3 separate regions of the Homo sapiens genome follow, and regions 2 and 3 are each linked to region 1. A link is a loop called in an ENCODE intact Hi-C map of the cell type or tissue named here. Cell type or tissue: endothelial cell of umbilical vein. All regions are shown on one strand. Links, peaks and the distances in the headings refer to the core of each region. The heading gives the core; the rest is flanking DNA.

What was found. A loop is a pair of places that touch in the nucleus more often than their neighbours do. Peaks named below come from ENCODE experiments on the same cell type or tissue, not always from the same donor. Only the 100,000 strongest peaks of a DNase experiment are listed, where the experiment ranks them.
Region 2: it touches region 1 in a loop (4-fold over the local background); 10 of 110 quality-filtered maps call a loop at or near these places.
Region 3: it touches region 1 in a loop (9-fold over the local background); 24 of 110 quality-filtered maps call a loop at or near these places.

What each region holds. Positions count from the first base shown.
Region 1 is chr5:73,689,150-73,699,206 of GRCh38, forward strand. The region is part of intron 2 of ARHGEF28 (Rho guanine nucleotide exchange factor 28); the gene reads left to right. Among named protein-coding and RNA genes, the nearest start is that of ARHGEF28, 68 kb to the left of the region's middle. RefSeq lists an enhancer at 4,333-4,957. In endothelial cell of umbilical vein, for the core only: a CTCF peak has its summit at 4,571 (motif pointing left); DNase peaks (open chromatin) are centred at 3,262 and 4,672; H3K27ac peaks cover 1,405 bases.
Region 2 is chr5:73,788,294-73,798,350 of GRCh38, forward strand. ARHGEF28 (Rho guanine nucleotide exchange factor 28) reads left to right here. Exons shown (of 36, transcript NM_001177693.2): 8 at 6,109-6,161; 9 at 7,038-7,098. Among named protein-coding and RNA genes, the nearest start is that of ARHGEF28, 170 kb to the left of the region's middle. RefSeq lists an enhancer at 7,748-8,947. In endothelial cell of umbilical vein, for the core only: a CTCF peak has its summit at 4,622 (motif pointing left); DNase peaks (open chromatin) are centred at 4,608 and 5,748; H3K27ac peaks cover 1,167 bases.
Region 3 is chr5:73,586,617-73,596,673 of GRCh38, forward strand. No RefSeq gene overlaps it. Among named protein-coding and RNA genes, the nearest start is that of UTP15, 26 kb to the left of the region's middle. In endothelial cell of umbilical vein, for the core only: a CTCF peak has its summit at 4,681 (motif pointing right); a DNase peak (open chromatin) is centred at 4,705; H3K27ac peaks cover 299 bases.

The DNA of each region.
Region 1 (10,057 bases), core at 2,528-7,527:
TTTTTGTTTTTCTGTACCTTTCAGGAATCTGTTTCAGAAGGAGGTGCAGTCTTTGGCTCTGTCTCTTGTGCTGTAGAATTTTTTTGGCTCATTTCTGTTTGCTCATTTTTAGGAAGGAGACTCTATTTTCTTCTTGGAGATATAGTAATATTCCTGAACTCAGCCACAGATTCAGTTAAATTTTTATTTGATTTATTTTTTTAAATTTATTTTGAGATGGGGCCTCACTGTTGCCCAGGCTGGAGTGCACTGGCATGATCTTAGCTCACTGCACCCTCGACCACCTGGGCCCTAGCAAGCCTCCTGCCTTAGCCTCCCCAGTAGCTGGGACTACAGGCACATGCCACCATGGTCAGCTTTAGTCTAATTTTTAAAAGAATCCATGGCAGTTCCCTGAGTTGCAGTTGCAGAAAAAGAGAAACACTACTAAGATCAGAGAAGAAGCAGGAATTGGCAAGACTGGCAGCCAAGAGCTTTATAATATCACTTTGTGGAACCTAGGGATATATATGAGCATTGCAAATCCAATTTTTAGTCTCTAAGCAGCTTCCTGCATTCGTGCTTGAAAAGAAACTGAAGGAGCAGCACTGGAAGGCTAGTCTGTTTATTCCAAGGAGAAAAAGAAAAAACAAAAAAAAAAAACACCAGAGGCCTGCAGTCTGGTTTGAAGTCTAGGCTTAGTTTTTAGACTGAATGGTACAATAGTATTAGGAGGTGTATTTTAAGCTGGAAAGAATTGTGGTGGTGAAGCTAATGAGAAGTGCAAAAGCCTGGAAAAGGGTAAGTTAGAATCAGTGGAACCTAAGGTGTTTATTTTTCTGGCTGAAAATTCTTCAGTTAACACCACTTGGGAGCTTAAAAGTTCTGTACTGGAAATTATAAAGATATTTTTATTTTGGTTTTATTTTTAAATTAATTATTTTAAGATTTCACGTTGCCGTGAGAAAGTAGATAATTTTATTTTTAGATTATTGCTCTTAGTCTTCTTTTTCCTAGTTTGTGTGTAAAAAGAGATAGGAAACGATGCAAGGACAGCTTAAGAGGAGAGATTTTGCTTACTGGGCATTTAATTAAACTTTGAGAGAGGAAGAGATTTTGCATTTACAAGCCAATTTGTGTTTTTGCTAATGAATGCTTTTTGATTACATTTTATATTGAGTTTTCTCTACATTTTGTAAATCAAGGAGAATTATAAAACAAATACCTATTCTACTTATTTATCCAAGAGCTCCTTTTTTTACATTAATTATATTTTATTTTTGTATAAAGTATAATTGGCTGTGTGTGGTGGCATATACCTGTAATGTCAGCACTTTGAGAGGCTGCTTAGTCCTCCCTAGATCAGCCTGGTCAACATTGTAAGACTCTGTCTTTACAAAAAAAAAAAAAAAAAAAAAAAAAAGCCACGTGTGGTGGCTCAAGCCTATAGTCCCAGCTACTTGGGAGGCTGAGGTGGGAGGATCACTTGAGCCAAGGAGTTCAAGGCTGCAGTGAGCTGTAATCACACCACTGCACTCCAGCCTGGGTGAGAGAGCAATACCCTATCTCAACAAAAACAAAAGCTGTTTGTAAAGTATAATTAATGCTAGTCTTTCTGAAATATCAGTTTAGTGCTGTGAATAAAACAGAAAAGTCTTGCTTGAGAAATTGTTGGTTCCGAAGATTTTTCCATTTTTCCTCAATTAAAATGGCTTTATTTAAAATGATTAAATAACACTTGCTTATTATAAAGAATATAATAGTAAGTAAAATTATTAAAAAGAAAGTGAAGATCAGTTGAAGTTCCACCTTTTTTTTTTGAGACAAATTCTCGCCGTGTCATCCAGGCTGGGGAGTGTAGTGCGATCTTGGCTCACTGCAGCCTCCACCTCCTGGGTTCAAGCAATCCTCCTGCCTCAGCTCCCAGAGTAGCTGGGACTAGAGGCATGAGCCACCACACCTGGCTAATTTTTGTATTTTTTGTAGAGATGGGGTCTTGCCATGTTGCCCAGGCTGGTCTCAAACTTCTGGGCTCAAGAGATCCACCCACCTTGGACTCCTAAAGTGATGAGATTATTGGCATGAGCCACTGTGCCCAGTGAAATTCTCCTTTTTAGAGAACTTTATTAGTATTTTGGTAAACACTAAAATTTGTTTGGCAAATGTGTACACACACACACACACACACACACTCATGATATTTCATAAGGAATTATACGGGAATGCTGTTTTTATTATAATGGACAGGACCCCATTTCCCCTCACCCCCATTTTATAATTCCCGTTCCTGTACTCTGAGCTAACCCTTAGAGTCATCTCCTGCAGGGGTTCTTAGCAGCATCAGCATCCCTAGGAACTTGCCAGAAATGCAAATTCTCAGACCTCATGCTGGACCTACTGAATCAGACACTCTGTGGATGGGGCCCAGCAATCTGTGTTTTAATAAAACTTTCAAGCGATTCTGCTGTGTGCTAAAGATTGAGAACCATGGACTTAGTGCAAACATTTTCATGTTCTTCTGTATTCATATATACATATACAAGCTTTAGTAGAAGGATCATATTATGTGGACTTCTGTATCTTTTCCAACTCAGTGATACTTTGTATAAACTCCTATAAGCCATCAGACATAGCTCAAACTCACTCTAATTAATGAATAGGTATGGGTCAAGCTCATTCCCTATTGATGGCCATTCACTTTGTTTCAGTTCTTGGCAATCATGAACAATTATTCACCAGACATCCTGTCCATATGTCCTTATATGTTGATACTTTCATCTCTATGGGATAGATTCCTAGGAGTAGAATTGCTGGATGAAGGGCATACATATTTTAAATTTTAGTGGATTGCTTTGCAAATGAGATCTAATAGTTGACATTTTATTCAGCAACTTTCAGAAATATTTAATGTCTATTTCTTTAGCTTTAATAACTGATAATTATGTAGCTGGGGATTATGTTCTCATTTTCATTGTGCAAAGAAAGGAGGGATGTTAAATTTTGTATGTTGATTAAGTTGGTGAAGGGTTAGAAGTGTCCTTTATTTCTCCCATTTCTCAAATTCTGACTAATATGAGCATCTATTAGTCAGAATTTGACTAATCCGTGGAGATTTTTTTTAACATCTGCAGAGGGTGCATGTGTGAGACTGTGTGTGTGGGCTCTTGCTCCCTTCCACCCTTCTGAGGTGCTGTGCAGACATGTTAATCATAGCCACTGACTGAGAAGAGTGTAATCACTTTTTTCTCTGGAGGCTGCAAATTGTATAACCATTTGGGCAGTGGGAGTTTTTTGCTTCAGTAGCTTGTTTCCAGCTGGATCTAAGATACTTCGCTATTCCCTTAGCATTTTATGTTTATATTATTCTTTTATTCTGAGTCACTGTCTCCTGCTGTGTTTGGTCCCAAGAATGTTGGTTGCTGCTGGGCTCATTGTGGGTGTTGAAGGTATAATCTGATGTCTAGAGGTAGTGGGGGAAACTCTATCCTATTCAGCCTTTTCTAATTTCTGGATGTTGGTATAGCTTCCATGAATACTTGGTGGAGCATGCTCCCCTTGGTCCCAGCCTTCTGCAGGGAGGGCCGGAGGACAGGGCCCAAGTTGTCTGGATGGACTCTTCCCCAGCTCAGGGAAGCAGCTTCTTATTGAGGTAGTAAGTGACTTGGTGGCTTTGTTCTGGGGTCACCCAGCAGGGGCCTTCTTCCGGATCCCTGCAGATTCCCTGTGGCTTTTGGGTCCTGTGGAAGGAAATCCTGTCCTCCAGACACTGCCCTTCTCTCTTGGTGGCCCTCCATCCCCCAGTGGGCTACCTATGACTGGCCTCATGCCCATCAACTCGAAATATTAGTCTATGAGGGCATCTTGGGGACCTTTGCCTGGGCACCCTCACTTTGCTGATGAGGAGATTAGTCTCCAAGAGGGAGATTGACTGGCTTGACTAAGTTAACTCAGCTGGTTTGACACTCTGGATTTTAAAATGCTCTATTAGAAGTCATAAGAATAATTTTTTTTGACTCAGAAAATTTGTTAGTGGCAGATCCCACAATAAGCCTGGGGTTTTCCGACCTTCACTGGTAACGACCTTCCCCACTGCTCTGCCACATCTCCATTTCCTCATTGACCAAGTACTCAAAGGCACCATTTTATCCTTTCCTGTCCTGCAACTGCCTTTGAGCTTTCTGACATGAATGGGGCTCCTTCATGGACCTTAAATTAAAGGGTCTCTCTTTTCTTTTATCTCACTAGAGGATGCTGCTGGTAACTATGTCTAGGCAAGCCCTGACCTTCTGAAGCTCATTTGCTCACAAGAAGCCAGACCTATTAATTGATGGTCATTTGCTCCATTCAGTTCTTCCCAGCTCAAAATAATAGAAATTTTCATTAGCTCAGGTGTCAGAGGGTGGTAGGTAAGGGTGTCTTTCAAAACAGGTTAGTACAGCTAAGTCTAGCTTAGCCAATGGAATCGGGCAGGGCTTTTGCCTGAATGCAACTTCTAGATCACGTGTTTACTTTGTGCAAATTTGTTTTTAGCGAATTATATTAACTTTACTTGTGTCTTTATTTAAAACACAGCAGCATGTGCATCTCAGAGGATTGCCACCTGCTGGGGTGTTTCTGCCATTGTCAGTTAATCTGTGCTCCCTGAAGTTGGTTTTCTTTGCTGGCTTTTGTTTTCTACTAACTTAACTTGACCTTTTCCTATCCTCTCTGAATGGCCTTGCTTTTATCTCTTTGCCTTGTCTCCTGTTTTCCTTCTGAGGGGGCAAACAAATTCCAAAGCAGCAGTTCTAGCCATAGAGCAAAGAGAGGACCATGGTAACTGTTTTACCCAGCCTGGCCAGCAGCCACGAGATGTCAGTTCCTGGGAAGTCTGAAGCTCCTTAGCTGCTGCAGGAGATTGCTTGGTAGTTCTGGCAGGAGCAGAGAGGAAAAGCTTCTCAGACTTTAGCAAAACCTTTGACTTACAAACATTTTACAAATCCTCCATTAGCTTCATCCCATTTCACATTTTGAAAGAAACAGTTCCCTCTTCTCTCAATACAATGCCACTTTATGGTGCCCCCTCCTACTGTCACAACTGAGATGATAAGCTTCTGGGGAAAGGCCCAAAGGTGAATATACAACTACAGAAGACCACAGGAAGAGTCAGCCTAGCACCCAGCTTTGAAGAAATTTCTTAGTGGGTGTGAGTTTCAGGTCCGTGGGTAAGTAAGTGCCAAGTGTGCTTAAAGTCTGATGCTGCCTCACTTCCTGTATTTCAGTGACAGCTCCCACAATTTGGGTGGTGTGCAGCCTGTATTTTTAATAAAGAACTTGAAGTAGCCGATATTTTTGTTCTGTTTGAGTTTTTAAAATGTTTTACCATCTAAGTAAGGATTTTAGGCATGATGGAAATGGGTTAGAGTTTTCTCTGGGAGAAGCCTCAGTAAAAGAAATAACGTGATCCAGGTAAAATGTTTTATTTCCATATTCCAGAAAGGCAGCCCTTATAGAAGATGTGATTTAGCTATACTACCTTCTCAGCAGTTCCTCCTGCTTACACCTGAGGAGGGTGTGCATGTTTTAAATAAGTGTCTCTAGCTCTTGCCTTCTTTTCCTCTCCATATCTTGATGCTGTTACTTTTATCAAAACGGATCTTATGAAGGTCACTAAGTTTGCTCTTGCTTAATCTAAGGTGTTTATTTTCTCAAGTCCCCATTTAGTGCCATGCACTGTAAGAGCAGAGAGTGAGAAACAAGGTCTCACGTCCCTGCTCTCGCAGAATGCACTTGGGAGTAGGAGACAGAAAGTAAGTAGGTAAACGAATAAACAAATAAGAATTTCAGATGGTAGTATGGGTTAGGACAATACAAGGCTATGACATGGCAGAGAATTGTGTGTGTGTGTCATTAGTCTCTCTGGGATCTCCTGGAGAGCAGTCTAGTAGAGGGATCAGAAAGCACGAAGGCCCTGGAGTGGAAATGAACTTTTTGTATTTGAGGGACAACAAAAGGCCAGCATGGCCCTTGCATTGTGAGGGAGGGGAGAGGAGAGGAGACAGGTCAGAGAGGTGGGAGGGGCCAGGTCATGCCCATAGGTTGGTGGGGGAGTTGCATGATTTGATTTATGTTTAAAAAGTGTACTTTCAATGTTCGTGAACTCTGCTGGTTCTTTTTCAAGTTATCTCTTTGTCTATTGTGCTTTCCTCTCCTCTGTTGTGTGGGTGTTCCCCAGGGCCCTCTGCTTTCCCCTCTTTTTCTCGCGAGCTCATCTATTCTTGTTATTTAGACCACCACTCCTCCTGAAAGACTCCCACATGTGGGCCCTCTCGTCTTGACCTCTGCCCAGGCCTCGTCTTCCATTTCCAGCTGGCCTGTTTGCTATTATCACTCAGTTAGCCAGGATTTGACTTTAAGTTCAGACTGTTATATTTTTTAAAAGTTTTCCAAGTTTTCCTCTAAGCAACTCCTCTTTCCAACTTCCTGATTTCTGTTACCATCCCACCACTCTCCCAGGTGTCCTGCTTTAAGTTGAGTTTTTGTAATTCCTCCAACCTTTGTCCTCTGTCTTGATCAGTCATCAAGACCTGCTGATGGCCATGGCTGTCCTCTCTCTCTCCTCAGCCATTGTTCTAATTCACCTTTGGATTATTGCCCCTGGCCTCTTCAGAGTTGCCATTTTCTCAGAACTGGTGAAGACTTTATCATGTCTTTCAAGTATTATTTCCCTACATTCATCTCGCAACTCGCAGCCATATCATTTATCTGTTCTAATCAGACAAGTCCTCTCTACCCTAGTGGACTTTCCTCATTCTCTTATTTCTAGGACATCACCCAAGCTGTTTTCGTTCCATATCCAGGAATGCCACTAAGGTAGGAATGGGATGCAATATGGTATGTTGGTTATGACCTTGGATAGCTATGCATTTGGCCGTGCATCCTCTCCTGAACGCAGATTGTTACCCTTCATTACATTGCAATACCTAGTGCAGTGCCCAACGCACTGTAGGCTTTCACTAAACGTTTGTGGATTGAGTTTCTGGAGAATCATTGAGGGGAGGCAAGCTTGCTCTCTGACCCTTTATAGGAGCATTCCAGGCAATGGCTGTGGTCATTAGGGGGAGGGTCCCATTGACAAAAGTGTTGATAATTAAAGATGATTTGGGGTCACATATGTAGGACTGCAGAAACCCTTTACGCCATAAGCTCCAGCCATACCCTTCTGCTCTCAGTTCTTCGTGAATGCCATGCTTCTTCCTGGCCAGGACCTTTGTATGTGCGGTTGTCTTCACCTAGCATACTCTTGCTTCCTTCCCCTTTGTATAATTGAATTCTTACTCATTTTCCAGATTTCAGCTCAAATGTCACATCCTTAATATAGTCCTCTAGACATTTTCTATTTTGAGAGAGTATTGTTGTTATTGTTTTGTTTAGTGTCCCTTCTATTGTAAGCACCAATACAACAGAGACTCAAACATTCAATTAAAATTTGTAATTTGTCTTTATAAACGAATATTCATTTTCAATCTAATTTTGTTTTTATAATTTTATTCCTTTTCTGAAAGGAAATCCTTCCAATGGCATAATCTTCTAGTGGACAATTGTTTTTGTCCACTGATTTTCCAACACTAGTTTAGTGCTTGGCATGTATTACATAATAAATATTTGTTGAATTAGTACACAGTTCTAATTTAGTGCCATTCAATAAACAGCGGTTGAGGCTCCTCCTGGAGCACTCTTTAATTTTGTTGTTTGCTTATTTCTGTACTGTGAGTTTTCCCAGCAGGTATGTGACCATCACTATTTTGGGACTGGGACTGTCATTTGAGTTTTTGTATTCCAGCTGCACGAAGAGATAGAGAGATGGTCCAGCAGGAAGGTGCTGTCATCATAATCTTCAGTAAATTTGGAGGTTTGGGGAACATGTCTCAGAGTTTGAAACTTAACATTTTTAAGGTACTATATGGAATATGTAAACATTATGCAATAAAAAATTAAGGAAGTCTTTTCGAGGTAGACAATTCCTGGCTGAGAACTAGAACTTAACAGGAAGTTTTGTTAAAACTGTAGGGAATGAAAAGCTTACTTTATCAGACAGGAAGTTCCTGAAGAATCTCCTAACTCAGAAAAGATTATCTGTGAACGATGTCACATGAACTCTTTTTACCCCCTTCTTTAGCATTCTTTACTTAGTATCTCCCAGCACTTATAGTTACTGTAATTTGCATCTTTGAAAAAATCATTATGTTAATCTGTTTTCCATTACTTATAATAGAATACCTGAAACTGGGTAATTTATAAGAAACAAAATGTATATCTTATAGAACTAGAAGCTGGGAAGTCCAAAGTTGAGGGGGCACGTGTAGTGAGAGCTGCCTTGCTAGTAGGGACTCTCTGAAGAGTCCTGAGATGGCAGAGGCCATCTCACCTGAGGGGCTGAGTGTGCTCACACGATAGCTCAGGTCTCTCTCCCTCTTCTTACAGAGCCACCAGTCCCCCTCCCACAATAACCCATTAATCATGAATAGATTGACCTATTCATGAGGTCTCTGCCCTCATGATCCAATCACCTCTTAAAGGCCCTACCTCTCAATACAACCACATGCGGATTAAATTTCAACATGAGTTTCTGGAGGGGACATTCAAACCATAGCAACCATGAAGTTACTACCTTAGTTGATTAGAGCATCTCATGGTGCCCTACAACATGTTTTCACACATTAGCCATTTCATCAGAACCACACATCGTTTGGCAGTGGAGATGAACATGGTGATGTTAAGTGACTTGCCCCATGTGCATTTGTATGTGCATTAATTCACATGACAGATTTTAAGTTTCAAATACTAAGTGAAATACAGGCAGGGGCAGATGCAGGTTTTGTGAGGCCTGAAGATTATGCCATTGGAAGGATTCCCTTTCAGAAAAGGAATACAATTATAAAAATAAAATTAGATTGAAAGTGAGTATTCATTTATAACGATAAATAACAAATCTTAAAAAGCTGGCAAATTCCATAAACGTAACATTTCCAATTCAGATTCCTCTTATCCAGGTCCTGAAAATGCCCTCAGACATTCCAGTGCCACCCAACAGGAAGGAGAGTGTGTCCGAGGGGAAATTGAATGGAAAGAGAAAGCCAGCTTAACAAATTGTAGTTAAAATACCCCACCCCTTACCCTGCATAGAATACTTTTAATTTCTCTGTAACATCATCCACCAAGAACACTTTGGATAAACATCAAATTACAAGCTAATCTTGTGATATTCTATGTTGTTATTGTTGCTTTCCTCTGATGGAAATCTGGTGACCACCCCTGATTTGTACAGGTCAAATTTGATCCATTTTGAAAAGTCTCTTGCTACTGCAGATTAGAAGGAAATGACTGTATGACCATTTTGCTTAGGGTCTTCCCTAAGCATTGAAAGACGTCTTTGGGAGCCTTGAAGCTTCATTAGTGTGATATGGAAAATCTGCCTCTGGTTTCTGAGTTTTTTTTCAAAGATGGAGGAAACTGGCTGCCCTGCCCTTGAGAATTCGCTACTGGGGAGGCAATCGCATCATTACAGAAAGTGATTATGTGTGATAATTGTGATAAGTGTTGGATAAGAACATGCTGAGAATGCTCCTGAAGCCACAGGAGAGGCAAATGGACTGCAGAGCCTGTGTAGGAGCTGGGTTCACAATGGAGACTGGAATTAGCCGGGTCACAGGCAGGTGAAGGGTGGTCCAAGGAGAAGGCGTGGTCTGAGAGAGGGTGCCTGCACTGGTTGGCACCGGCTGACTGGAGGGGAGGGTTGCTGTGAGCCTGGGAGAGGAGGCTGGAGCCATCACACTTCTGGTGAGGGCAGTGCTGGCATTGGAACCCATGTCTTCAGCCTCTACCTGCATCACCACATTATATGATGGTCCTTGTGTTCTCCATGTACTTATACTTAATTTTGCGAACCCTTTTCTTTGAGTGTAGAGAAGAACATCAAGCTTTGCTTACAGATGGTGGAATTATTGGTGGCAGAAGAGGCAGCCCTAGTTTCTCCCCTAGAGCTGTGTGTGTGTGTGTATGTGTGTGTGTGTGTATGTGTGTTTGTGTGTGTGTGGTG
Region 2 (10,057 bases), core at 2,435-7,434, 99 kb after region 1:
GCCATTGATTAACTTAGGAAAATTATGCCCTGGCTTCAATTTAAAAATGCAGTTAACCCTTGAAAAACTCAGATTAGGGGCACCAATCCCCTGCACAGTCAAAAATTCATGTGTAACTTTGACACTCCTCAAGCTTAACTACTCATAGCCCACTGATGACCAGAAGCCTTGTCAATAACATAAACCATTGATTAATATATATTTTGTATGTTACATGTATTATATACTATATTCGTATAATAAGGTAAGCTAGAGAAAAAAATGTTCTTAATAAAATCATAAGGAAGATAAAATACATTTACCATTTATTAAGTGGAACTGGACCACCACAAAGGTCTTCATCCTTGTTGTCTTCACATTGAGTAGGCTGAGGAGCAGGAGGATTAGGAAAGGGTGGTTTGTCTGCGTGTTTTATCAAATTGTCAAAAAATCTCCAAAAAAATTACCAATATATTTATTGGAAATAATCCATATAAAAGTGGACTCATGCAGTTCAAACCCGTCTTGTTTAAGGATCAACTGTATAATGATTTAGAGCTTCTGTGTAATTGATAATTGCAACCAAATTTTGGGGCTGAGGATACTTTCTCTCCATAATTGAATTCTTTGCTTTAGAGATTTCTATGGTGGGCAGGGGTGGGGGTTCAGGAGATGTAAAAATCTGTATCATAAAAATTTATCAAACATGGAGTTATATGATTCAACAATTATACTCCTAGGCATATACTTAAGAGTAATGAAAACATGTATCTACACAAAAACTTTTACTTGAAAGAATGTTCATTGCAGCATTATTAATAATAGACAAAAAGTGGAAACAACTCAGATATCCATCAGCTGAGGAATAGATAAACAAAACAAAGTAGATACCTCCTATCTATCTATCTACCTATCTATCTAATGGAATACTATTTGGCAGTAAAGAGGAATGAAGTACTAATACATGCTACGGCATGGGTGAATCTTGAAAACATTATGCTACATGAATCCAGTTTCAAAAGACTACATATTGTGCAATTCAATTTATATGAAATATCCAGAATAGGCAATTCTGTTGAGACTGAAAATAGATTAGTGGTTGCCTTGGGCTGGGGTGTGGAAGGAGGATGGTGAGGTGGTTGGGGAGAAATGTGGAGCGATTGCTAATGCGTGTGGGGTTTTCTCATTGGAGTGATGAAAATATCCTAAAATTGATTATGGTGATGGTTGCAGAACTCAATATACTAAAACCCATTGAAGTGTATACTCTAAATGGGTGAATTGTATAGTATATGAATTATACCTTAATAAAGCTGTCATAAAAACATATATGGGGGAGTATATACCAACATTTAATGGTAGTTATATTGATTTTTTTGTTTAGTTTTTTTTCCAAGTTTTTATTTATTTTATTTATTTTTTTGATACAAAAGACTTTATTGCAGCATGGGCTTCATGTTCACATTGGTTCTCCTTGCCCAGCAAGTCCCCCAGGAGCCTTGTGAGCAGCTCAGATAGATGCTGCACACACACTCAGTTTGTGTCACAGCTGAGGAACCCCAAACTAAGAAATCCCAAATCTTATAAGGAGACTGCTAGCAAGCCTGCCCAACCCTTGCACTGGAAGAGGCTGTTATCTTTACTACCCTGGTCTGAAAACAAATCTGCCTTCATCCCCAGGGGAAACACTATTTCTCGGTTTCAAGACTGTTGGCCACAAAACCATCCTTCAAAAGATAATCCGGTAGAAAAGTTTTCACAGTAAGAGTAGGCACACCATGGAGAATGGCCTGCAGCAGTCTGGTGTTGCAAGAGGGCTACTGTGGCTCCAAAATCATTTCTTCATTGAACTCTATTCAGACAAAAAGAGCAATGGAAAAAGATCCTTTTGCCCTGCAACTTTTTTTTTTTCTATTAGTGATAGAAGCCTTTTTTGGAGAGGTGCCAGGAAAGTTTCTATTAAGACTCTGGCCAGAATTGGATCATATGTTAACCTCCAGACAAAAAAAACTGTGTAAGAGGAGGGACTTCTCCACTGTCTTAAATAATTACTTTTGTCTTTAAAAAAAGAAACACAAGTAATTTAAATGAAAAAAAACCTGTATTTTAAAGAAGATGTCTTAAATTCTTTCTGAAACAATATAGAATAGAAATATAAAAATGATATGCCAAGGAGCACATTTTGGAGTTGCTTGAGGCCAAGGATTTCTTCCATCTTGGTTTCTTCTCCCCAGCTGCTGCTCAGTAGGGACCAGTGGAGCTTGTTGAATTGAGTGGAATGTTGGGCTCTCACTCACTGATAAGTCTCATTTTGATATTTCTGTAAATAAGTGCCTCATTGTTGCTCCCAGTCCATATTTATACCGAGCAGGCAAAATGAAAGTTCTTATTAGTAGTCCCACTTTTAGGAAAAAAAAAAAAAAAGGAATAACTGGGATATTGAAACAAACTTTCAAAGTGTGACAACAGTCTCTGAATTAAGAGTGGCAAGTAGTCTCTCAAGTGCCTTTGCCATTTTAATTCTCTGGCCATTGTGAATTGAATTTGTACACTAGGATAAAACATTGTAGCAACACATGCAGGTGCAGTAGTTAGTAGTGAAACAGCAATACTTACTAAGTGGAGAGGAAAAGGGTTGGCTTTTGGACTTACAGAGCTGGAAGGGTGGGAGGAAGTAAGGAGAAAAGGATTCATCTGTCTATGAATCTGGCAGTTCAGAAGTTGTGATAAAATAGCGCCAGTATTGGAAGTGTTTCAATTAGTTAATTCTAAAAAGTAAACAACTTTTCCTTCTCTGTCCTGATCCACAGCTTGTCTAACCATCCACCACATCTTGTCAGCTATGTATATTTTGGGCCACCAGATGTAGGTGGAGATGAGAAGCATTTATTCAGCACCTGTTAAGTGCAAAGCACCCAGCTTGGTGCTGGGGATACAAGGGTTGAGCGGAAATCGATCTGGTCCCAGCTCTCCCAGAATTTACAGCCTATTGAGAAAAAAAGATTCATTCAAAGACTATGAACTACCCACCATGTATGCCAGAGAGGCACAGAGGCTGCTATGAACACTACCATCAGGGTGTTTTTCTGACATTTGTGGGGGCAGGCAGAGCAAACTGAGAGCATGATCCTGGTTTTCCACCTGTGCTTTTGACACTACCCTGTAGATGTAAGCCAGTGGTGGACTTGGTTGTTAACAAGACAACACTGGTGGTCTGGCTGCGTCTGACCACGATTCTTCTGCCACATCCAAATGGTGATTAAAATCAGAATACTGAGCATCCTGTGTTTTTGGTTGTAAGCTTTTTTATTTGCTTAAGTCTAGACTCTGTGGTCTCATTTGCAAAATAAGACAGTAAGACATGTGCATAGAGGTGAGTTTTTTAGGCGAATCTGTTTCTTAATGAGACACTGGCATGAATCTTACAGCGACTTAACCCTGTTCACTGGTGCAGTGTCACTAGTAAACATAAGTCTTAGAGATTATCTCTTGTTCCATTATAGTTTGGCAATAACAAAAACCATGTTTATCAAGTTTGGCAAGTCTGATTTAGAGGAGTAATCCTTACTTCTGGGTGGGCTTGAGGGCAAGATTAATAGGCCTTTAAAACAGAATAGGTAGAGTTACTGATACCATTATCTGCTAAAGGTTGCTATAGCAATGAGTGGTTTGATTGCACTGTGTAATTGGTGGTACAGTGGGTTAGTGTAAAAGGATCCTACTAATTTAACAGAAACTCTCCTAGAGCAATTTAATTAATCCATTAGAATGAATGCCAAATTCTTTGAAAGCTCTAAGATATGGTTCTGTTTAGTTCTAGGTTAATTAAAGATACATTATTATCTGGAATCAGCACAGTATCACTAATATTTTTAAATGATTTTTGGATAAAGACTTTCTACATTTAAGTTATTTTTTAAATGATGAGGTACAATTTTTAATGAAGACATATATTTTAATATAGTTTGTGGTACTTGTTCTGAAGTGAAAAAAATTGCACTGGACTACACGGAAAAACGTAGGCATGGCAAGCTATAAAAACTAGTTCACTGGCCTTTTGAGAAGGGAAAGGAAGCTGGAACCTAAATGCACTACCAGGTGTGAACACATCCTCTGTAACTGCAAACTTCACTAACAGATGAGATTGCCTTTTCCATTAGCAATCTGGATAAAATGTGTACTGTTCTTCCGAATAAATGCTGTATGTACAGAATTCTTTAGGAATGCAATATAATGATCATTTAAGAGTTTATGGCTGAGATGACTTTAAAGGAATGAATGTCCTAAAACAGGCAAAGTAAAAGGGTGTGACTCTTGATGTCTGTGCAGATGTGTCTGTTGAAACTCTGGTCCAGGTTATCCTTCCCTTCTTTTTTTTTTTTTTTTTTTTAACGCCTTTGTGGTTTCTTTCCTACTTATCCCAATTTTTAGTGTTTGAGTATATGAGTTTCAAAACCAAACCAAATCCCTACTGTACACTTATAATGTGCCAAATACCATGGTAGGTGCTTCACATCAATTTTCTGCATCTATGTAGTGGGACAAAAATGCTAATTTTAACTATGTGTTTTGGACTTTGGCACTTGAAAGCAGGTCCTTGAAGGGTGAAATTAGCCCATTTTGACATTCCTACCTCTGGCAATGTTACTCTGCTGCCACCTGGAGGCCTTCTGTGGGATGTGCATTTAAAGGCCGGCAGGGATGCTGTGTACACAAGCTGCCTGGGCTGGGTGTCCACTATGATCTTGTCCTCATTCCCTGCTGAGATCAGTTGACATGACCACACAAAATTGGGGTTATTACTTTGTTCGCTGGTTATTTCCTTGTTGGTTTAATCATAGAAGCTAATATGCATTATAAATTCAAGAGCAATATACTATTGTGGCATGCAAATGTAGTATTACTTGCTTTCTGCAAAGCAAATTCAAAGTTATTGTTGTCCAGATTTTTAGAAACACAAGACAAGGATTGTTGGTTTCTCTGCTCCATCCTGATCTTATTACTTATAGCTCCATCCTTGTAATTTGTCATCTTTATTATGATTTGTCATGTAGAGCCATATAAATGAATACCTTATACATTTTCTAAGCATAAACATGGATGATAACTCCTAGCATTGTTGCCCAGAAGTGAGAAGAGCTTGAATAAATCCACCTGCAGATTTGGGGCATTAGATAAATTAATAGGAGTGACAAAACGGAATAGGGAAGGTCTAGGTAATGAACCTGCTGGAAAACTTCAGGCGTTTCCCCAGGATTAGCATAAAGCAGGGCTGTGGGGGAAGGGATGTGGAGATTCCAGAAAAGGAGTGAGACCCCACAATGTTGTATGTTAATGCAAATCTGGGGTAGAGACTTTCAGTCATATGTCCTTGCTAGGGATATCGAGTGCTTTAATTTTCCCCAGGCCCAAACCTGTTCTTGGTGGTTATTTCGACAATAGCGGCTCTTGTTTAAGGGCAACTGAGTATTTGGGAACAGAACCAATCAATTAAACCACAGATAAAAATGCTGCCTTGGGTGAACCTTTTTTTTTTTTTTTTCTTCATCCCAGTACATCCTGACCACTACTGTTTCCAGGAAACCCTTTATTCAGAAAGAGGACACCCGGTGTGCCCGGGGCTGAGGTTGGAGCTGAGGGCTATGCTGGTGTTCTTGACCTTCAGTGATGTGTAAGGAAAAGCCAGACCTCTTATATAATGAATTACGCTCTTTTAAAACATATTGAAATCTGTGGTATTTGAGGAAATAGACATGTGGGATTTCCTCAGGTGGGTACGAGTCACGTCCTTACAATCTGCTATTTTGAAGAACTTGCGGTAGTGAGCAGCCTTCCTTTGGAATCAAGGGCATTTATTTATTTAATGATAATTTTTTCCCCTTCAGGATTTCCTGTGAGAGCTCCTGGGCTTGTTTCCATCTTAGTCCACACAGATAATACCAGAGTATGGACAGTCGGGTTATTAGACACTCTGCTCTGTGGAGAGCTGATTTTTAAGAGGCCTAATCTAAAAACCTATCTCTGTGCAGAAGGCTCCTGGGCAACTCATTTACACTTGTCAGCTAGTAGTTGTTGTTCTTCTTAACAAAAGCTCCCATCAGCAGATCCTGATAATTATTTCTTTTGCAGAGATTAAGAATTCAGTGTCCAGCAGATCAGCAGCTGAAAAGGAAGATATAAAGGTAATGAATGACTCCCTGCTTCTTTCTTTGCACGTCTTTCCATAAAGTAGAAATGAAGATTTAGTGGTAATAAAAATGTTTAAAAAACACTAAAAAAAGGATGTGCCCCAAGTCACTTTCAGAATAATGTGAAATTCTGTTTTCTTTTTCTTTCTTTTTTTTTTTTTTTTGAGATGGAGCCTCGCTCTGTCACCCAGGCTGGAGTACAGTGGCACGATCTTGGCTCACTGCAACTTCTGCCTCCTGGGTTCAAATGATTCTCCTGCCTCACCCTCCTGAGTAGCTGGGACTATAGGCGCCCACCACCACGTCTGGCTAATTTTTGTATTTCTAGTAGAGATGGGGTTTTGCCATGTTGGCCAAGGTGGTCTCGAACTCGTGACCTCAGGTGATCTGCCCGCCTCGGTCTCCCCAAGTGCTGGGATTACAGGCATGAGCCACCGTGCCCAGCCCCATTTTCTTTATCAAATTCTTAATCCCTATTCTTTATAACCAAACCTAGCTATCTTTCTGAGTTGTAGTTGTATATGCAAGATGATTGAATACATTCTGCAAAACAAATTTCTACTTGAAGTTTGATGTTTATAGATATTTGACAACAATGTGATTACAAGAGTAAATGTGGGAGATGTCCTCTGAGAATAAAATAACCTGTGTACAGCTTTCAGGTGTGTTTCAGCTTGGGATAGATTCATTACTCACTTTTAGCTGTTAAATAATATTAAGTATAAGACTAGTTTTCTGTTTACATGTGATGATACTTGTAACATGTTTTCATTGATGCTTTCCAAGGTTGTTTTTCTAGTTCACAAAAATAAACATTAGTGTAGCATATATGTAATTTTTTAAAAATCCACCTGACTTTATCTCTTCCAGCGTGTCAAAAGCCTGGTGGTTCAACACAATGAACATGAAGACCAGCACAGCCTAGATTTGGGTATGAAATAACGCTTTTACCTATACTCGTAGGGGCATCCCAGATCCAGGTTTAGAGTGGACAAGAAGCAAGTAAATTTTAACATAAAATATTCCTTCCTGGTAACCTTATCTATTTCCTGAAACGCATCCAGATAAATTTTATTTGTAGGATCATTTGTAATACTATGACTCTAGAGGTTGAGACTCCATTTACAATCTAAAAAACAAGGCAATCAAAGCTTTTCCTGAACAGTTTTACTCTGAGCCAGAAGCTGGCTCTGGACTTGTCATATGTTCCCTTGTTATTTCTGTGAAGTAGGCACTACCAGTCTCAGGTTCAGGTGAAGCAGTTGAAGCACTGGTGGAGAGTAGATGGTGGAACCGAGACTCATAACTTCATTCCACCTGGCCCTAGAATCTCCAAGCTTACCAAAATCCCATTTTGATGCCCAGTGGGGTCCCCTTGGAGCTGAGCCTATGTGATCTACACTGCTGAGCTCAGGAAAAGACCAGATGTTTGTTCTGGGATTTGAGTCTGATGTGAGTGTCCTTTCAGAGGAACCAGGTGTTCCTCCACCCTTGGCAAGGTAGAGGTATTTCCTCCCTCTGACCTGGGAATTCTCATCTGATTACAATATTCTGTTTCACAACTCCCTGAGGACCCCTTCCTAAATCTCCTCCCAGGTACTCTCTATTTCTTCAAGGCTAATTTGGACCCCAGCCCTATCTCTTGAGTTACTTAGAGGTGAATAGAGCATAATGAAGCTAATGGGGTGTTTGAAGATACAGGCTGAGCTATCAGCAGAGGCTGAGTTTGGGCACCTGGATGTCTGTGAAGACCTCTGGGGCTGACAAGTGAGAGGCAGATGAGCACGAACCACTCCAGTTGGTTTCCTCTGGTTCTGTGAAGCTGAGGCATCTCACACACCTGGAAGGCACACATGGGCAGGACAGTCTTAGAAGTTGCAAGGGGTGAGGTGTTGCTGATGGTAGTGACTGAGGGCTCAAGCTGATGTGAAATCAGGAAAAGCTAAATCAATGCTCAGAGTGAGATTAATGGAGAAGGTGGGTAACCCACGGGGTCACCGTGAGCCTACACGTGCATGGGGCTCCCTGGAGGCTGAGGGAGTGTGGTTGGTATGCTGTGCCAACACACGACAGAGCAGTTACAACCATTCGGAAATCATGCTGTGTAGAGCAGAGCAAGGAGGAAGCACCCTTGGTGTTGGTTGATGGTGTTGCTAGTAGCTTGGCCACATGCCAGAGGTGGTTTCCAGGATCTTGCTGCATGTGGCCCTACTGAAATTGGAACAGAAATTTAGACCCACACTAAGCAATATACACGTCCTTAATATTTTTGCTATTTAAGGTAAGAGTAATGATTTACTTACAGAAGAGGGGAAGAGGAAGGCAAAAAGAGAGCAAACATCTCTGTATAGATGGCTGTTGTGGGCCACTGATGTCAGGGCCATTGCTGTTACTCACGCACACAGGATGTCTCAGCTACAAATTGCATCATGCTCCTGGGAATGTTAGCTTTGAAGAATGTTTGCTAAGATGAATTGCTGGGGGAGGGAGGTAGGCTACTAAAAGTATTAAACACTGAGACGATCTTAATTTCAGGTTTTAAAAACTCACTCTAGTTTCAAACTTGTAAACTTGTGAGCAAGAAGCATGTGCTACGGAAATTGTAGTAGTCTGACCTCGTCTGAGTGTTTTGTCAGTAACATCATTAAGTCTGTGAAGGATTTGAGAAAGATAAATGAGCACAACTTTAGTCCAGTGATTTATGAAAAGGACCATGATGAGTGTTTGTTGTGCTAGCATTTTCTTTTTGGTTCATTTAAACTTTTTGAATTAATAAAGTCCCCTGAGTTTTTGCAAAGGAAATTATAACAGATTTTCAAAGAACCTGAGAGAGAAGGGGACAGCAAGCTGTGAGCAATAGTCAGATGGTCAGACACAGTCTGGAATAGGAAATGGGCTCTCCCTGGAGGCCACTTCAACACTCTTTTGTTATTTGTTATCTGTTATTTTTTATTTTTTGAGATGGAGTTTTGCTCTGTTAGCCAGGCTGGCATGCAGTGGCGCCATCTTGGCTCACTGCAACTTCTGCCTCCTGGGTTCAAGCAATTCCCCTGCCTCAGCCTGCCGAGTAGCTGGGATTACAGGCACCCATCACCATGCCCAGGTAATTTTTGTATTTTTAGTAGAGTCGGGGTTTCGCCTTCAAACTCCTGACCTCAAGTGATCTGCCAGCCTCGGCCTCCTAAAGTGCTGGGATTACAGTCATGAGGCACCACATCTGGCCTCTTTTGTTATTTTATAAGTGCTTTATTCTGCCCAGTCTCTGAGGAAATGCTGATAAATGGTGTGGGATAAACACATGATAAATGCTGATAAATAGATATGTAAGTCTTTGCTGACTTGTATTATTCAGAATTGTGTGGTGTGGATGTGGCCTCATCAGTGACACAAGTGCTGTTCCAGTGGCACCCTCTGTGCTGATGGACACATTTTATAGCTGTTCTATCCAGTGTAGTAGCCTGTGGCCACCTACGTCTATTGAGCATGTGACATGTGACTGAGGAATCGGATTTTTAATTATCTAATTTTATTGTATTGGACAGGGCAGAACAGAGTAAGTTCCCTTTGTGGTGGTGTTTTCTTTCTCCTTCTAGAAGTGTTTTATGCATTTATTGTTTTCTATTTTTTTTAAGTTGTTGTGGTACATTGGAGATGTATATATTTTTAGGGTACGTGAGATGTTTTGGTACAGGCATGCAATATGAAATAAGCACATCATGGGGAATGGAGTATCCATCCCTTCAAGTATGTATCTTTTGAGTTTACAAACAATCCAGTTACACTCTTTAAGTTATTTTAAAATGTACAGATTAGGTTGAGTATAGTCACTCTATTGTGCTATCAAATAGTAGGTCTTATTCATTCTTTCCATTTTTTTTTGTACCCATCCT
Region 3 (10,057 bases), core at 2,400-7,399, 100 kb before region 1:
GAATTAAAAGGACATGGTGGCAACTGAATGGAAGTGATAATGTAGGAGGTGAAACGACCAAACCCTCCTTCCATCCTTCGCTTTAGCTCAGGCAGCTTCCACGTAGAAGGGTCTTTGGCTTGAAATACTTATGATGTTATCCTCGGTTGGAAATTTGGTTTTTTTGGAGATCTTGATTCTGATTCAGAGCCTGTCGCCACTTATTTTTTCAGTCGATGTTTATTCCTCAACTGTTTTTGCATCTGTTTACACAGTTCAAACATCCAGCCACTCTCCACTCTGACCTGAGAACATAGAGGCAGGGATTCCTGCTGGGTCATTGTGCTTTTGGTACAGAGTTAAAGTCTTGAGCAATTTCTCCTAATGGTTTTCTGTTGTTTTTGCTTTTGTTGTTGTTGTTTTTGAGACAGGGTCTTGCTCTATTGCCCAGGCTGGAATGCAGTGGTGCGATCATGGCTCATTGCAGTCTCAACCTCCCAGGCTTAAGCGATTCTCCCACCTCAGCCTTCCGAGTAGCTAAGACTACAGGCCCACGCCACCACTCCCAGCTAATTTTTTTTTTTTTTTTGGTAGAGACGAGGTCTCACTTTATTGCCCAGGCTGGTCTCCACTCCTGAGCTCAACTGACCCTCCCACCTTGGCCTTCCAAAGTGCTGGGATTACAGGCATGAGTCACCGTACCTGGCCCTACTAAGGGTTTTCTAGTGATCTTAAAATTAATTAAAATTAAGAATTCAGTTCCTTAGTCACTTTGCCACACTTTGAGATGGCTGAAAATAGCCACATGTGGCTTGTGGCTACCATATTGGACAACACAGATACAGAACATTTCCGTAATTGGAGAAGTTTCTACCAGACAGCCTTGGACCTTTGGAGAAGTGCAAACTCTTTCTTTCTGGAGACTTGAGTCCACTTCATTGATCTGGTCTGAAGTACTCATCTGGCAGCTACTTTATCTGCCAACGCAGCCACTGGCTTGGTCCTTCCTGGCTCTGGCCCATCTGTTTCTAACTTAGTTCCCTGGCCCTGACTGCCCCAGATCTGCCCCTGAGTTTTCTTCCTCTCACTGATTCTTGCTCATAAACTCTTCCCATGGCTTGATTCTTCCAGCCCTGTTGCTTGGCACCAGCTCCCCAGGCATTTTCTCTAGCAGCTCAGGGTCTGAGGAGAGGTCTTTTAGGACTGCCATCCATGTGCTACCTCCCCTGACCAGGCTGGAGGAGAGGGACCTCACCTCAGTAGTCTTGGGTGATGCTGAGGCAGCAACGTACTTCGTACACACACATTGGCATTCTTCTGTTTATTCATTTAACAGATGTTTCTAGGCCATAAGCTGTGTGCCCTGAGGTCCTTGGGCTGTGATAACATTGGGGAATGAAGCAGCCCTCTGATGTCTTGAGACTTCTCATGTTGAGGATAGCCACCACCATGCCCTGGAAGCTCTCACCACTCTAACTAGAAATGCTTAACTCACATCCTCTCTAAATAGAGTACAGGCAGCTGCACACTGAAACTGAGATTGAAGAGGATACAGTGAAACAGCAGGGTGAGTTCTAGGCAAACTGTGGCCATTGCAGACTTTCTGTTTTCCTCAGCCTCCTTGCTGACACCCTACCACCCTCAATGGCTGCCCTCCTCTTTTTTGGAGGAATACCTAATGCTTGCAGAATCGTCAGGCCTCTCTCCCTTCTTCTTCCTTCTCTAATCAAAAGAGGGAATCCCCTGAATTATTTCCATTATAATGTGTCTATGTTTTAGTCAATGCACTGAAATGTAAGCACTGTGACTAACGGTGGACTTTGTTTTTGAACATGAACCAGGTAAGAGAGAGTTGGGAGGTGGGGAAGAGAGTTTCTGCTTTTGAAACTCAGTAATGTTTATTAAAAAGCCCAGCCCTCAACATATACTTGCTTTTGATAATTTTCTTTACCTTGGCAGGGAGAGAGAAAGGGAGGGAGATTGAGTTGAAAAGCTTGAGACTTTCCCTGAGAGAGATCTTAGATTTTGGGGAGGTCGAGTAGGGAGGGAGCAGCACAGTTGGGACTATGGAAAGACCATTCCCAGTGGCTTCCAGGGATAGAGAGAAGCAAATGCCAGCATAGTGAGATCTTCCTTGCTCTCGTTTGTCTTGCCAAGCTCCAACCTACATTTTTATTTTGGTCTTACATCCCAATAATCCCCAACAAGATGCATGTACTTTGGCCAAAATGGATTGTTCCTTTAAAACTTACTAGTTTCTCATTTTAGTTAACAATATAGTTTTAAATAAACAACATATGGACCGGGCATAAAATTCTAAAGTGCAAAGTAGACAGTGATAAGTCTTTCTCTCATCCTTTCCCCTAGTCACCCAGTTATCCTATCTGGAGGCATTTATAAACATACACTTTTAGATATATATCTGAATAGGTATAGATATATCTCTATATAGATTTTCCCCAATGTAATTGAAGCATAATATATATAATGCTGTTCACGTTGCTCTGTTTTTTTTGTTTGGAAAAAGTAATAACATACTGTAGCTATAGTTCCCTATCAGTACGCATAGAACTGCCTCAAAAAATACACACATAGAAAAATTTTCTGACAGTACAAAGCAGTATATATAATAGAGTAAAAAAAAATCTCCATTCCTTCTGGATCTCAGCCCACTTTCTTCTAAGGTAATGTCTTATATTATGGTTCTTCAGGGAAACAGAATGAATAGGAGATTATATATATATATATAGTCAGATTATATATTATATATTTTATATATATATATTATATATATATATATTAGCCGGGAAGTTCCATGATTTGCCACCTGCAAGGTGGAGAACCAGGAAAGGTGGTGGTATAATTCAGTTCAAGTCTGAAGGCCCGAGAACCAGCAGCTTTGGCATCCAAGGATAGAAGAAGATAGATGTCCTGGCTGAAGAAGAGAGAGTGAATTTGTCCTTCCTCCACATTGTTCTATCCAGGTCCTAACAGACTGGATGTTACACTCCCACATTGGTGAGAGATCTTTACTCAGGGATCTTTACTCAGTTCCCTGATTTAAATGCTAATCTATTCCAGAAATATCCTCACAGACACACCCAGTAAATGCTTTACTGGCTATCTGGGCATCCGTTAGCCCAGTCGAGTTGACACATGATACTAACCATGACAAGGCTCTTACCAGTTTCTTAAACGGCTGTAATAATCAAAGTTCAGTTGTCCTAGAAATAGAAATCTTCTAGGAAGCTAAAGTAGACGGGACTTAATACAGGAAGTAGGTCCTTATGAAATCACTGGAAGGGCTAGAAGAATAGGGATAGGAGGGAGGGAGTGCTCCAGATGGAGCCACTGTTCAAGAGCATGGCTCCAGAGAGCAAAAAGCTACTGCTCCTGCCATCATGAAGCCAGAGGATATACCCTGGCAAGCTGGGTCACTTCATCACAATTGCATCTCATTCCCCATCTCCTTTCCTTGCTTGCTGACAGTAACAAGCAGGAAGCTGGCCTTCCGCTCATTCCTGACTTTCATATCATGTTAGTATATCTAATTGGAGGAGCCCAATTTTGCATCCAGGGCATTATCTGGAAAGGAATGTGGGAACTATGGCTTTTAGCTTTCCAGCTCTACAGTTTTGAAGACATCCTAGAAGGAGGATAGAGCAGAGGAGGATGGAGCAGAAGGTAAGAGAGCCAATCCACACAATATTCTCCCCCAAATATTCTACACATCTTTAACCATGTGCATGCACAACCTCACTTCTAAACAAATGAGATCACACTATACCTCTGTTCTGCATTTCAGGTTTTCCACGTATTGTGTATTAGTGGTTGATCCATCTCAGTACAGACAGCTCTACATCATTCTTTTTTATGCTGGCCTCCTATATTACTATACAGCTGTGCCATAATCAGTTTAACCAGTCCCCTATTCATGGGAATTTAGGTAGTTTTCAGTCTTTTGCAGTCACAAGCAATTCTGCATTGAGCAAGCTTTTGCCTAAGTTTGTGTGTGTTTTGAGGAGTATGCTAGAATAAATCAACATGGATTATTCTGACCCCAGAGAACAAGACTTTGTTTTCCCACCCCAAAGTCTTTGTGTGGTAATGCCTCATCCCTGCTGCTCATCTTCATCTACAAGGGATGCTGTCCACCCTGGAGACCTCCTTCTCATGCATACACGGTACTTAACACTCCACAGAGTACCTGATAACTGCACGAGAAGCTGTGATTAGTCCAGTTCTGCACATAATGACACTGAGGTGACGTAGAAAGTTTAGGTGACTTGTCCAAAGTCACACAGTTGGTTAGTGGCAGATTTGGGATTTGAACTCAAGCATCTGCTTCAAGAGTACATATTCTCAACCACTACAGGAATAGCATCTTATTTTCTAGAAACATAGAGCAAGTCCTTAGTCACCTTTGTGTCTTTGACTTTATCCACAATAAACAGCTGGTAGTAAATATGTGTTGAATGAGTAAATGAATTCTTATCGGATCTAGTTGGCAATTTATATGAAAACAGCAGTTTTGTTACTATGCACAACATGAAATTATTATTATATCATTTTGCCTGAGACACAACTCAAAGCAAAGATGTTTCTGGAAGCTGCCCTTCTTGTCCATTGAGAATTTTAATCAGGTAAAATTGAAATCATGCATTAGACAACCTACCTCAGTTCACCATTAGTCCACCAGGTGGCAGTATTATCTTGAAAAACCACAAGAAGCCTGCTTTCTCCCCAGCTCTTCCCCTGAATTGGTGTTTTAGAGTCATCAGAGTTGGCACAGAATAAACCCAAGATATTTGGTTATTACTGTGTTGACAAAGTAGCTTTGAAAGTTCAATTATAGTTATTAATAGATACCAGAAATGTGGAAATAAAATCTAACCAAGGTTCTATTTCTTTTTTAAATTGGTATATACTCTTTGTACATATTTATGGGTGGCGTGTGGTATTTTGTTGCACCCATAGAATGTTTAATGATCAGGTCAGGGAATTTTTTTTTTTTTTGAGAAAGGGTCCAGGTCCACACTGTCGTCCAGGCTGGGGTGCGGTGGTGTGATCATAGCTCACTGCAGCCCTGAACTCCCGGGCTCAAGTGATCCTTCCACCTCAGCCTCCCAAGTAGCTAGGACTACAGGTATGCATCACCATGCCCAGTTAATTATGTATTTATTTATTTTAGAGACCAGGTCTCGCTATGTTGCCTAGGCTGGTCTTGAAATCCTGGCTGCAAGCCATCCTCCCCAGGAGGCCTCTCAAAGTACTGGGATTATAGGTATGAATCACTGTGCCCAGCAAGTCAGGGTCTTCTGGTATCCATCACTTCAAGGATTTATCATTTCTATGTGTCGGGAACATTTCAAGTCTTCTCTTCTAGCTGTTTTGAAATATACATTGTTGTTAACTATAGTCACCCCACTCTGCTATTGAACATTATAACTTATTCCTTCTATCTAATTGTATGTTTTTACCCATTAACCAACCTTTCTTCATCTCCCTATCCTCTCCCCTGACACACCCTTCTCAGCATCTGTTATATATCATTCTACTCTATCTCATGTGATACTTGTCTTTCTGTGCCTGGCTTATTTCACTTAACATAATGACTTCCAGTTCCGTGCATGTTGCTGCAAATGATGAGTTCATTCTTTTTAATGGCCTAATAGTACTCCATTGTGTATATATAGCACATTTTCTCTATCCAGTCATCTGTTGATAATCACTTAGCTTGATTCCATATCTTTGCTATTGTGAATGGTACTGCAATAAACACGGAGTGCAGGTGTCTGTTTAATATACAAATTCCTCTTCCTTTGGATAAATGCCCAGCAATGGGATTGCTGGATTGTAGGTTAGTTCTATTTTTAGTTTCTTGAGACATCTTCATACTGTTTTTCGTAGTAGCTGTACTAATTTACATTCCCACAATAGTGTATATGAGTTACCTTTTCTCCTCTGTTATTTCTTATCTTTTCAGTAATAGCCCATTCTGACTGGTAAAAGATGATAAGTCAATATGGTTTTGATTTGTATTTCCCTAATGATTAGTGATGTTGAGCATTTTTTAACGTATCTGCCCATTTGTATGTCTTCTGTTTATTCATGTCCTCTGTCCACTTTTTCCTGGGATGATGATGATGATGATGATGATGATTGTTATTTTACTGTTGAGTTGTTTGAGTTCCTTGCATATTTTGGATATTAGTCCCTTGTTGGATGAATAGTTTGCAAATATTTTCTCCCATTCAATGGATCATCTCTTCCCTTTGTTGATTGTTTCCTTTGCTTTTTAGTTTAATATAGTCCCATTTGTCAATTTTTGTTTTTGTTTCCTGTGCTTTTGAGGTCTTAGCCATAAAATCTTTGCCTAGGCCAGTGTCCTGAAATGTTTCCCCTATGTTTTCTACTAGTAGTTTTATAGTGTCAGGTCTTATGTTTAAGTGTTTAATCTGTCTTGAGTTGATTTTGTATGTAGTGAGAGATAGGGGTTCAGTTTTATTCATCTGTATATGGTTATCTAATCTTCCTAGCCCCTCTTATTGAAGAGGATGTCATTTCCCCCATAAATACTCTTGGAAGCTTTGTTGAAAATCAGTTGGCTGTAAATATGTAGAGTTATTTTCTGGCTTCTGTATTTTGTTCCTTTGGCCTACATGTCTGTTTTTATTCCAATACCATGCTGTTTTGGTTACTATAGCCTTGTGACAAATATGTTTTGAAATCAGGTAGAGTGATGCCTCCAGCTTTGTTCTTTTTGCTCAGGATTGGCTATTAATGATCTTCTTTGGTTCCATACAAATTTTAGGATTGTGTTTTCTTTTTCTGTGAAAAACGACATTGATGTTTTGATAGGGATTGCATTGAATCTGTAGATTGCTTTGGGCAGTACGGTCATTGTAACTATATTAATTATTTCAATCCATGAGCACGGGATGTTTTTCCATTTGTTTGTATCCTCTTCAATTTCTTTCATCTGTGTTTTGTAGTTTTCATGTAGAGATCTTTTATCTCCCAACATTCTATTTCAATTAAACTTTTCAACAATGTAGACTAATGGAAAGAACAGAGCTATAATAATCTTGGGTAAGTCCTAGCTTCTCTGGGCCTCATCTTCAACATCTGTCAAATGGGGCAAATATTACTTCTCTTGCAGGATTGTTGTGAGAATAAATACAATGATATATGAACTGTGTCTTACTTACTTACTGTGTTTTTCACATGTTTGTGATTATGGAAAGTCTACTTGCCCTGCACCAGTTGGGAGTATTTTCTTAGTTGACCTGATTACTAACATCATTTGAATCACTTGGATAAGGGTTAAGTTAAAGTTTTCTTTTTATGTTATTATAAAGGATGTTTTCTAAATAAATTATTTACGTAAAAGAATATAACTGACTTGGGACTGACTGCTTACAAGCATTTTGAAAGTAAATGATATAATTGCAGTACATACAAGTAAGATACTGGGCTGGGCACGGTGGCTCATGCCTGTAACCGTAGCACTTTGGGAGGCCAAGGCAGTCAGATCACTTGAGCCCAGGAGTTTGAGACCAGCCTGAACAACATGGCGAAACCCCATGTCTACAAAAATAAACAAAAAATTAGCTGGGTGTGGTAGTGTGCACCTATAGTCCCAGCTACTCAGGAGGCTGAAGTGGGAGGATCACTTGAGACTGGGGAGGTTGAGGCTGCAGAGAGCTGTGATCACACCACTGCACCCCAGCCTGGGTGACAGAGTGAGACTGTCTCAAAAACAAAAACAAACAAACAAACAAAATATAATAAGATAATAACCACTAACCACTTGTTCATAAAGTAAGATGCCAGTTCCCACTCCCTCATTGGTGTTATATTAGACATTTTAAATAACGTTGTTTATGTCTCGAAACATATTTATTATGGCAGATTTTCCTTTATTTAAATTAACTACTGTGTGAGACTGTAGTTAACTACAGGTGGGAGTATGTGATGACTTAACTGAGCAGAAAGTTAAAAATATAAACTGTGTTAATTTGGTCAGGTGCAGTGGCTCACACCTGTAATCCCAGCACTTTGGAAGGCCGAGGTGGGTGTATCACCTGAGATCAGGAGTTCAAGACCAGCCTGGCCAACATGGCAAAACCTCATCTCTACTAAAAATATAAAAATTGGGTGGCAGCGTGTGCCTGTAATGGCAGCTACTCGGGAGGAGAATTGCTTGAACCTGGGAGGCAGAGGTGGCAGTGAGCCGATCTCATGCCACTGCTTTCCATATATATATATACACACACACACATACACACATATATATATACACACACATTCCATATATATATACACACACACATATATATATACACACACATATATATCTATATACTGTGTTAATTTAATGAGAGTTGGCAATTTTCTACAAGCAGTGTTATGAGGTATTGGACTCATATAAAAAATATATTCATAAAGTGGTTCAAAATGTTTAAAAAACACGACTTAAAAATACATGAGTTAAAAGCAATTTTTTGTTTGTTTTTTAGATGGAGTCTTGCTTCTTTGCCCAGGCTGGAGTGCAATGGCGTGACCTCGGCTCACTGCAACCTCTGCCTCCCGGGTTCAAGCAATTCTCCTGCCTCAGCCTCCCAAGTAGCTGGAATTACAGGCACGTGCCAGCATGCCCGGCTAATTTTTGTATTTTTTTTTTTTTTAGTAGAGATGGGGTTTCACCATGTTGGCCAGACTGGTCTCAAACTCCTGACCTCAAGTGATCTGCCCGCCTTGATCTCCCAGAGCGCTGGGATTATAGGTGTGAGCCACTGCACCTGGCCAAAAGTGATTTCTTTATAGGAAAAAAGTTGAAAGCAGTAGCCAGACTTTCTTTTACTGTTACTCATTTAGAATAAAATATTTTATGTCTCACCTGCCTCACCCATTCTTTTTTTTTGAGACGGAGTTTCCCTCTTGTTGCCCAGGCTGGAGTGCAATGGCCTGATCTTGGCTCACTGCAACCTCTGCCTCCCAGGTTCAAAAGATTCTTCTGCCTCAGCTTCCCTAGTAGCTGGGATTGCAGATATATAATGCCACCATGCCCGGCTAATTTTTTGTACTTTTAGTAGAGATGGGGTTTCACCATGTTGTCCAGGCTGGTCTCAAACTCCTGACCTCAGGTGATCTGCCTGCCGTGTCCTCCCAAAGTGCTGGGATTACAGCTGTAAGTCACCGCACCCAGCCTGCCTAACCCATTCTTATCTGCCAGTGGGAGTAGATGTAGATTATAATAAAGATTGAGAAAAAACAAAATAGACAATTCACAGTGAAATTTATTGACAGTAGCATATGTGAATTTCCTCATTATATAATTTCTAATATAAGACTATGAGTTTACACGTGATTCTTTACTATAAAATTATTACCCATAAACTTAAACATAACTCAGTGGTTTGATTTACTTACCTTATGAGTACATTGCAAGTTAATTAAGGTAGCATAAGTCAGTAATCATTAATGAGAGGAGTAATCATTAATGAGAGGAGTCTATGATCAACTTTTAAAGAGAACAATGTATAATTCTACTAAGTATAAGGTTGATCAAAACTGGAAAATTACAAATAATATGATGATGATGACTAACACTGATAATGTGCTTACTAAGGCACTGTTCTCACTAATGTACGTATATTAGCTTATTTAATCTTCATGATAACTGTGGGAGCAGGCACTCTTACTGTTCCTATCAACATTCCTATTTTTGCAAATAGATATTTCTATACTGTGTAGTTTAATAAAAATTAAACACAATCAGAAAGAAGTAACAGGAAGTAACCATAGATGCAGAGAAAATTTAAACAATTTATAAGAGTACTTGATAAAACTTTATAGAAATACATTTTAAAAGTGTGATTACATGAATGCTGTTTTAAAAAACATAAATAAATAAAATAAATTCCCAAAGAGACAGAAAACTGAAAATGGTCACTGACCAGGGAATTCATTGAGAAGGTAATCTGAGAAGCTCTGAACTCAAATATTTTATTAGTGAATTCTTCCAAACTTTCAAGGAAAATAAAATTCTAATTATACTTAAACTGGTCTAGGA